2 separate regions of the Mus musculus genome follow, and region 2 is linked to region 1. A link is a loop called in an ENCODE intact Hi-C map of the cell type or tissue named here. Cell type or tissue: left cerebral cortex. All regions are shown on one strand. Each heading gives the region's core, and the rest is flanking DNA. Links, peaks and the distances in the headings are about the cores only.

Region 1 (4,931 bases), core at 1,013-3,512:
CTTTGTACAGAAAAGGCAGTTCCCTGGGGCCATCTCTAAACCCTCTAAATTCTATCTGAAAGGTCACAAGGTGGTACTTCTGGGGCTAGCTCTTTTATGATGAAATCCTTTTACTAGAAAATTGAAAATCTGCAGCGTCTGAGAGTAACTAACTGGAGGTGTGTTTGCAAGGTACACAGTACTACCTTCATCAAATCACCTGTGGTCCTCAGCATGTCCCCAGCATGGCACTCCCAGGTCAGGACAGCAGGTCCCACGGAAACAGCTGCCCCATGTGCTCAGCAGGGTTCTCATTCCACTGATGTTGCCCTGACACTGTTGGTAAGTAAGAAGACATCAGTCCCAGGCCACTGGGAGCCTGTGTGAACACCAGGCACGGGGGAGGGGTGAACAGAGCAGGAGCAGAAGCACTGGAGCCTCCTGGGCCTCCTTGCTGGTACAAGGGCCAGCCCAGCAGAGCGGGTGTGATCACGAGAGCCTGCCCAGGCTCCTCAGCACGTCAGGTGAATACAGAGTCAGAGTGAACCAACAGTGATACCCTCGCAGGAGGTGGGGCCAGGTGGGGGTCTGCGCCAGGGTCTTCTCCTCTCCATCCTCCTCACAACTCTGTCAGGAACCAACCTCCTTTCCTCTCTTCAAAAGATAGTATTGATTAGCATGTTACACACACACACACACACACACACACACACACACACACACGCACGCACGCACACAGTCCTGCCAGCCTTGCTTAAGGAAAATGGTCTCACCCATCAGATTCCTATTCTCTGCTGGGTCTCTCCCCTGCAGGCCTGTAGGGCCCTGGATTGCGAAGGGCTTTCTCAAGGCCATTCACACCCTTCCTTGCTCTGCAATACCCAGCAAACACTGTGCTACCCACTGCCCAGCCGCCCTGGGGAAACAAGCCCATGGTGAGCGTGAAGAGAGGCTCTGGGAGACATACTGCAGCCTTTATCAACCAGGGAACCATTCTTGGGTTTCAGAATGGTAGGTGCGAAGGGCTTAGTTCCAGGAGCTATTGTCTCCATTTCACCTGAAGAACTTTCTAGGTAGCCTGTTCGTGCTTTGGGACTTTGCATGTCTCAAGGTATACCCCATCACCCAGTGCTGCAGACCTCAACCTCCGAGTCCTGCCCAGAGCCTATCAAAGCAATCGGGAAGGACTGTGAGGGCTTTTGTGTAGAAAGGCCTGTCAGCTCGCAGCTATCTAAGATCCTGTATGTCACACATCTGGGACGAAATTGCCTGGACACTGTCTCACTGTTTCCTGTTCTACACAGAAAGAAAACATGTGGACAGTTAAATTGTGAGTGTGACGTCAGGATTCCTGGATCCTGCCAGATGTCCCAACCTGGAGGCCAGGGGAAATGACTCTGGAAAGTGACCAAGCTGGTTAGGGACAGGAGGCAAGAGAAGCTAGCAACAGTGGCCTCCCTTGGCTACCCTCACGTGTGGTGTCCTGGGATGTGGTGTGCCCTGCAAAGCCTGGATGCTGACTGCACTCATGTCTCATGCGAGGCTCTGCTCTCCCCGGGGTAAATCTCAGATGTGCCAGCATCCATGTTCTCCTACAGGGACATAACACTGTCACCAGGATGGTGTGTTTAACACTGGGGCACAGGGCAGGAGACAGACCCATGCTCAAAGCAGGTATAGGTCAATGCCACATTCACCATCGACTTGATGCTCATTCACTGAGGGCAGAGTGGATTGTGTGGGACAGAATCAGTAGGCTCTGCCTGGATGACTTTCATCTTCTGATAGAAGTCTCTGACCCAAATTCCCACGTCCTTCACCCAGTTCTATTGGTCAACACTGATCTCGTGGGTCCCTGGGCAGCACTCACACTAGCAACACAGAATACGCTGTTGGGGAGGAGAGACCACACCATCTCCATGTTCTCCCTCTGTGGTGCTGATCTGACTACACAGCCTCTATCACATCACCCCACAGACTCCACAAAAGCTGAGGCAAGGTCGAAGGCAGGAGGAGGGGCAGTCCCTGATTGCCTGACACTCTTAAGTGGCTTCTTATTCACAGGGACACAGATCAGGACCTGGCGCCCGCAGACAGGCTCATACATCACCTAGTCCTTTGCAAGCAGCGCCAAGCTCCCACTTTCCTGGTGGGCAGTTGGTGCAGGAGGGAGAGGATGTCTGTGAATCTGAAACTTTGCTGTTTACCTGCCAGGGACCTGGACCTTGAGAGCGTCCTTCCTTGGAGTGGGGCAGTGGGCCAGCAAGGCAGGAATGCTGTCAAGTCACACACATGGGCATCAAGAGAGCGAGCTGGGGCGGGGCGGGGGGCCATGCCAAGCTGAGAGGCCTTTCAGGGCTTCAGAGACACCTAGAGAAGAGTTGTCAACAGTACAGCTACAGAAGTGACAGAAAGAAAGGGCCACACGGGGGACAGAGGTCGTTAGCAGGAGCAACAGGCAAGCTCTAGATGCTGCCACAGGGACACTCATCCTGGCAGTGAACAGTGTGCTTTATTCTTTCTCAGGAGCCATAATTTTCAGTTGATGCCTCAGGATGGATCCTTCGAGGACGATGGATGACCTGAGGAGGCTCAGGTGACAGGTCCTCCTGGTGTGGGAGGGGGGAGGCGGTAAAAATCCAGCTCTTTTGAGCAGAAAAGCATTGTTCGGATACAACATCACTGAGTTTGTAAGAACGAAGGCCAAATATATAGACATAAACTTTAATTAAGGGAATCTTCAGCAGGTCTTGCCATGTAGCCCAGGGAAGGTGACAGGCTGAAGAATGAGCCTTCTTGAAATTCAGCCACCACTTGTCACCCCTTAATGATTCAGTGTCCCTGTTGCTGATTTACTTGCACTTTGGGTAATCCCTCCTACCCCTCCCCCACCCCTCACCACACCCACCCTGATTTGGACTCCGGAGTTACTTGTGTTACATAAGGAAATAGTTAACTCTCCTAGATGTACAGTTGTAGCCCGAAGGTCTGTTTTTCTCCCCTCCCCCAACAACTTTAATATTTTCAGCATCACGCAGGGACACAACAGTGACCAGAAAGTCATTTGCAGAGACAAGCTAAGTATCTCTGAGTCCCCACAGAAGCATACAGCTAGAAATAAATCCCTAGTCCAGACCCCAGAGACCCCTTCAGCAGCCCCTGTGTCCCCACACATCCTAATGCCCTGCATCCGAGCCTTTAGAGCAGGACCCACCTCCTACCATACTCCACCATGGCACTTTTAGCCTCTTCCTTCCTTCGACAGAGCAGGCTCTACAACACCCCAGGACCTTTGCACATGCTGGTCCCTCCCTGAGATGTTCCCCCAATCTGACCTTTCACTCAGGTTCCTCGAGGAAGCTGGTTCCCTGTCGGGTCTCAGAGGAGTTTCGCTTCCTTAGAGATCTGCCCTTGTCACTCCTCAAACTCTAGACCCTGGGTTGGGGCTGGTTCATCCAACGCTCCTCTTACAACAAGATCTCTTTCCATTCCAGCAAAGACAGCTGGGGGTAAATATAAAGAAATCAGATGCAGGGGTCCCCAACAAAATCTTCCAACTTTGGGGACAGCAGAATGAATCCTTAAGGCGGAACCATCTCTGTAGCCCCAAATGGAAGGCTTTTGACTTTTTTTTTCTGGGTTTGGTTAAGGTTTGGTGATTGTCTGCCAATCACAGCACAGTTTTTAAAAGCTTCTCCAGTGCAGACACCTCACCCAGCTCTGTGCAGACAAACACTCTCCGTGCTGACACCACCCTCCACCACCATCACCTTCCCCACCCCCCACCATCCCACCCCCACCCCACCCCTAGTCAGTCTTTGTTGTCTGCTGATTGGGATCGAGTTTAACCTGAGAGCAGCTGAGTGGCCTTTGAGCTGACACCACCCTCTTGAGGTCACACTCTGGCCCTGTAGATGAATCTGGGTCCTTACGGTAAAACTGAGGACTTAAACGGGTGCTGGAGCTGTGGAGACAAAGAGAACAGAGTTGATACATAAAAACAAAAACCCACCTTTGTGCTCCCCGCAGGAGGCAGGCCACGCCCACTTTGGTTGCTGTCCTCAACAAAATGTTTCTCTGCGTAGAACAGAGCAGAGTCCGATTCAAAGGTTCAAGTGCCAAAGGCAGCAGTGATGGCTTAAAGGTAGAGATGCCTGGGCTGTTCATCCCATTTCAGTTGCCCATCAGATCTTACAGCTCTGGCACTTTAAGCAATAGTGACCTTCGGGTGTCTGCAAGGTAACCAGGCAAGCATTCTGACCCTCACGTCAGAGGCGCCATCTGCATGGCCGCTACCCTGCTGTTCCGTGTGACCTCTGAGACAGGTGAGGCTTGCGTTAGCTAAGCAGGGGTAAAGTGAGGGCTTATTTAGGTTTTTGCTCAGTAGCAATCCCGCGATCTTTGCTAATCACGTGCACAGCATATTGAAATGTAGCAGTTGGGGCTTGCTTTAGTTGGACTAGACTCACAGTAAACATTCTGTCCCATGATGCTCTCTGTTTTGGTTTTTTGTTTGTTTGTTTGGTTGGTTGGTTGGTTTTGTTTTGACAAAGTTATTGAAAGCATGCTTTAGTGGGCAACACATGAAGGCCCTGGAATTTATTTATCTATTGTCCACTTAAAATGGTCCCCACCTGTCTCAGTAGGAGGGACAAAGAGTCAAAGTCACCATCTGTTCCCTAGCTGAGTCATCTGATTCAGTTTCCCCCGGCTTATTAGTATGAAAAAAAAAAGGTCAGAAAACATTAAAGAATGCCGGAGCAGGGGCTAGAGAGATGGCCCAGCAGTTAGGAGCGTGTACTGACCTTGCAAAGGAACCAAGTTCAGTTCCCAGCACAAATACCTGGCAGCTCACAACTGTCTGGAACTCCAGCTCCAGGAGGATCTAGCACCCTCTTCTGGCCTCTGCAGCAACTACACTCTTGTGCACATACACATAGATACACAGGAAT
Region 2 (4,931 bases), core at 1,430-3,929, 320 kb before region 1:
ATGCTTGTTTGCATTGAAACCTCTCAAACCCTGTCTTTCATTCTTCTTGAACTAACTTATTTTGTTGATTTCTATAGAGATATGTTTTTTTATCATGTTAAAAAAAAAAACTTGGACACTAGAAAGGCGCATCTACGAGGGTGTTTCCAGAGAGGTTTAATGGAGTAGGAAGACCTGCACTTGATGTGGACATGAGTATCTCATAGGCCAGGGTGGGGTCTCCGTTAGAAGAAAAGAAAGGATGGGAGAAATCTGTGAACCGGGGCTTGTTCTCCCTCTCTCCCTCCCTCCTCCCCTCCCCCCTCATTCCCCTCCCTCTCCCCATCTGTACTACCTCTTCCCCTTTCTCTTCCCCTTCTCTTTCCCCTCCCCCCTCTCCTCCTCCTTCCCCCTCCCCCTTCTCTGCCTCTCTTCACCCCTCTCCTCTCTGGCTACCGTGATTCTAGCTGCTGTCTTTCATCATGCTCTTCCCATGGATGAATGCAAACCCCTGAAACCAGAAGGCAAAGCAAATCCTTTGTCAGCGAAATTGTTTCTGAGAATTCAGGACAAGCTCTCCTGCCCATCTTTTTTCCTATATAATTTCTATTTGAGTAAGAGCAAGGCCCTAGTTCGTCGTGGTCATCTAGATATTATCCCCTGGAGTTTTGAAAATTCAATAAACCAAGGATCGGTTCCTTTAGTCATTGTTAGCTATAGTAGCTGGCTGGGTTTCCTCAGGTTAGGCAAAAGGCCTGGCTCCTAGAGTCAGCCCATGGTCTGCCTACAGTGCTGTTTCCTTCAGCATGGTTCAGGTCTATTTTCAGTTTGGTTTTCCCAAGTTCTCAGTCCGTGTGTGGTGGTTTGGACTTGCTTGGCCAGTGTGGAGTGGCATCACTAGGAGGTGTGACCTTGTTGGAGGAAGTTTGTCACTGTGGGAGTGGACTTGTAAGTCTCCTCCTATGGTTAGACTCAGCCTGGCATGGCATGGAAGAGAGCCTCCCCTAGCTGCCCTTGGAAGAATAGTTTCCTCTGGCTGCCTTTGGATCAAGATGTAGAACTCTTGGCTCCTCTAGCACCATGCCTGCCTGCATGCTGCCATACTCCTGATCATGATGATAATGGACTGAACCTCTGAAACTGTAAGCCAGCTCTAATTAAATGTTGTCCTTTATAAGAGTTGCCATGGTCATGGTGTCTGTTCACAGCAATGGGAACCCTTAGTAAGACACCATGTATTCAGAGCAGCACAGTAAGAGTCATGTGTCCTTTCTGGAGGACCACGGTGACTCATCTGTGACACCTGTCTACATGGGTGTGTGTGCACATCTGCGCATGCGTGTGTGTGTGTGTGTGTGTGTGTGTGTGTGTGTGTGTGTGTTTGCATGAATGTAGGGAGCTCAAGGCCAGCCTGGACTGCATGATACCCTGTCTCAGGAAAGAAAGAGTTGGAATGACTTTTGCTTCTTGATCTGGTCTACTAGGAATAATTCTACACTGAATCTTTGCATTTTTACTTCTAGTGTGTGTGTGTGTGTGAGATATCCAGCATGGGAAGCTGGGGTGTGCTCTTCTGAGAGTTCTCTATCTCGGGCCCTCAGTTTCCTCTCTTGTGAGTTCCTAAGAGGTCTTTGTATATTACAGAACACACAGTCAACTACATCATTCAGTAACTCAAGCAGCGCATGAAGGCGAGAGGATTCACTAAGGCTGAGGAGATTGCCCAGTGGGGAACGGCGTTCACTGCCAACCCTGGTGACTTGAGTTTGATTCTGGGACTGTATGGTGGAAGGAGAGACTTGACTTCTGAAGACTGTCCTCTGGCTTCTATATGTGAATGAGTGCATGGTCTCACATGTGTGTGTGTGTGTGTGTGTGTGTGTGTGTGTGTGTGTGTGTGTGTACACACACTCACACACACACACAAGCATTAAAAACGTAAAAGCAAAATAGACTTAGTTGAACATATTTTTAAAAAAGTGACGAGTTAATTAGAAGTAAGTGTAGCTGCACAAGGATGCCCATGAATAATTAAGGGGCAGCACATGGTGGCCGCATTTCAAGGAGGCTCATTCCTCAGCCTGTCACCTTCCCTGGGCTGCTCGGCAAGACCTGCTGAAGAGTCTCTTAATTAAATTTTATTTGTGAAGAAGACGAGCCGCATCTCTTTCCTCAGCCTCCCTTCTTACAAACTCAGTGATATTGTCTCCAAGCAACACTTTTCTGCTCACAAGAGCTGGATTGTCGCCTGCCACCTCCCCTCCTCCCGCCCCAGAAGGACCTGTCACCTGAGCCTCCTCAGGTCATCCATCCTTCTCGAAGGATCCATCCCGAGGCATCAACTGAAAATTATGGCTCCTGAGAAAGAATAAAGCACACTTTCACTGTCAGGACGAGCGTCCCTGTGGCAGAGTCTAGAGCTTGCCTGTTGCTCCTGCTAACGACCTCTGTCCCTGGTGTGGCCTTTTCTTTCTGTCACTTCTGGAGCTGTACTGTTGACACTTCTTCTCTAGGTGTCTCTGAAGCCCTGAAAGGCCTCTCAGCTTGGCATGGCCCCCCTGCCCCGCCCCAGCTCGCTCTCTTGACGCCCATGTGTGAGACTTGACAGTGTTCCTGCCTTGCTGGCCCACTGCCCCACTCCAAGGAAGGACGCTCTCAAGGTCCAGGTTCCTGGCAGGTAAACAGCAGGGTTTCAGATTCACAGACATCCTCTCCCTCTTGCACCAACTGCCCACCAGGAAAGTGGGAGCTTGGTGCTGCTTGCAAAGGACCAGGTGATGTATGAGCCTGTCTGCAGGCGCCAGGTCCTGATCTGTGTCCCTGTGAATAAGAAGCCACTTAAGAGTGTCAGGCAATCAGGGCCTGCCCCTCCTCCTGCCTTTGACCTTGCCTCAGCTTTTGTGGGGTCTGTGGGGTGATGTGACAGAGCCTGTGTAGTCAGATCAGCACCACGGAGGGAGAACATGGAGATGGTGTGGTCTCTCCTCCCCAACAGCGTATTCTGTGTTGCTAGTGTGAGTGCTGCCCAGGGACCCATGAGATCAGTGTTGACCAATAGAACTGGGTGAAGGACCTGGGAATTTGGGTCAGAGACTTCTATCAGAAGATGAAAGTCATCCAGGCAGAACCTACAGATTCTGTCCCTTATAACCCACTCTGCCCTCAGTAAATGGCTGTATAAGCATCAGTGAAAATGGTGACTGAGATATCACCAAGAGACCTGGAGCCCAGGTACCATGTATTCCAAATGCTGGGCTAACCCCTGCTCTCTCGGTGGCTCAGTTTCCTCACTGATAAGTAGGTAGTCCTGGTGACAGTTCTTGGTGTCACCTAGTACAAGATAAAGGAGATGGAGGGTAGACCTGGTGTCCTTGGAGGAAGCCCTTATTCCAGGATGTCTGATTGGGGTGCTGGGGAGATCTGAGCCTTCGGGTTAGCAGCAAGCAATCCTGGGTAAAGGGTGCGGGCTGATGGTTCTTCCCTTGTCATCTTCAAGTACATTGGCCATCTATGCTGAGACTCACGGGGGCCCCTGGCTCACAGTCAGATGGTTAACGGCTGGTACAGACTCCAGCCTTCCTCCTTCCAAACTGATTCCAGCTTTGTTCTGGTTTTGGAAGAACTGTCTCCCACCAGCAAACAGAGAGTGGCTGGTTGAAGCCAAACCCAGCTTTCTCATTTGTCATGGGAGTGTCTTACCTGTGGGCAAATGAGTCAGGTCCGGTCGATGAGATGTGGTATGGGAAGTTCTCAATGGGTGGCTTTGGGTCTCATGTAAGGGGGCGGGGGCTGCAGGGTGTGGTTACTTCCAGCACTAGGGACTCAGAGGCAGGAGGATCTCTGTGAGTTCCAGACCAGCCTGGTCTACAGAGTGAGATCCTACCTCAAAGAGAGGGCAGCTTATATTTTCATTATCTTCATGGTTCTGAGAGGATAGATAGGACATCAGGTGGTAGAGCAACAAAGCCATCCCACAGAAAGAAGAAAAGAAAGAAGGTTCCATCAGGAGCAGGTGATGGGGATGACCAACCCTGGACCTGCCTGGGTGTGGGGCCCAAGCATGTCTTTCCAGCCACACCTGTCACTAATGTGAAGGGAACAGACCGTCTTCTCCCCCAAACTCAGCAGAGGCTGGGGTCACAGAGGAAGGAAAGGGAGGTAGGAAGGGAAGCTGGATCTGTGGCTTGACACGTGATAACACGCATATCTGCATTAGGCTAGGCAGGGACGTGACGCCTTGGGTCAATTCTCAGAAGGAAATTGGGGGTGGGGGTGGGGAGGTCATTTGCTAGTGGCGTCTCTTTTTGTCCCTCACTCACTCTCCAGGGTGCTATCTGCCTCTGACCCCCTCCCCGCAGTGGATTATTAAGCTCATTAGAAGTGTTTGGAGATGATATTCATGATTTAAACGGAGAAATTGCACGGTTAAATTCACGGGTTTCTCTGCCTGTCTTAGCCCGAGTTTTGATGGTTAAAGGAAGAGCCCAGTTACAATAGGCTTGGGTGAACACACAAAACAAGCAGGGAAGACTACAAAAGATTCGCTTAACTGAAGAGTCCAAAGGCTATTGGAATTCAGGGATCGCTACTTCCACGGGCTTGCACACCCCCAGGGACTAGGTGGGTGTTTCTATCTCTCTATGGTTTCTGCCCTTAGACTTGTTGATTTACTTTTAGGATGGCTCGCTCTCTGGCGCCCCCTGTGTGCTGGAGGACTCAATGCAGCTGCTGGGGGCGGAGTGGGGGCGGGGCTGGTTCTGGTAAACTCTTCCCCAGGGTTTAAGAATGACCTTTAAAGGATGACCTTTGAACTTCTCATCCTTCTACTTCCATCTCCCAAGTACCCAGATTACAGGCATGAGCCACCATACCCAGCGAGACAAGTGGTTTGCTTTTAATCCTCTCAGAGGTTCTCCGGACTTGCAGGTCAGTGACCTCCTGACATCATAACA

What was found. A loop is a pair of places that touch in the nucleus more often than their neighbours do. Peaks named below come from ENCODE experiments on the same cell type or tissue, not always from the same donor. Only the 100,000 strongest peaks of a DNase experiment are listed, where the experiment ranks them.
Region 2: it touches region 1 in a loop (21-fold over the local background); 3 of 42 quality-filtered maps call a loop at or near these places.

The regions. Positions count from the first base shown.
Region 1 is chr2:166,193,644-166,198,574 of GRCm38, reverse strand. Gm30536 (a long non-coding RNA gene) reads right to left here and starts at 4,152. Exons shown (of 6, transcript XR_866955.3): 1 at 3,829-4,152; 2 at 3,315-3,482; 3 at 2,187-2,588; 4 at 200-633. In left cerebral cortex, for the core only: no CTCF peak of the experiment used is centred there; no DNase peak of the experiment used is centred there.
Region 2 is chr2:166,512,439-166,517,369 of GRCm38, reverse strand. It overlaps the pseudogene Gm14267. Among named protein-coding and RNA genes, the nearest start is that of Gm30908, 43 kb to the right of the region's middle. In left cerebral cortex, for the core only: no CTCF peak of the experiment used is centred there; no DNase peak of the experiment used is centred there.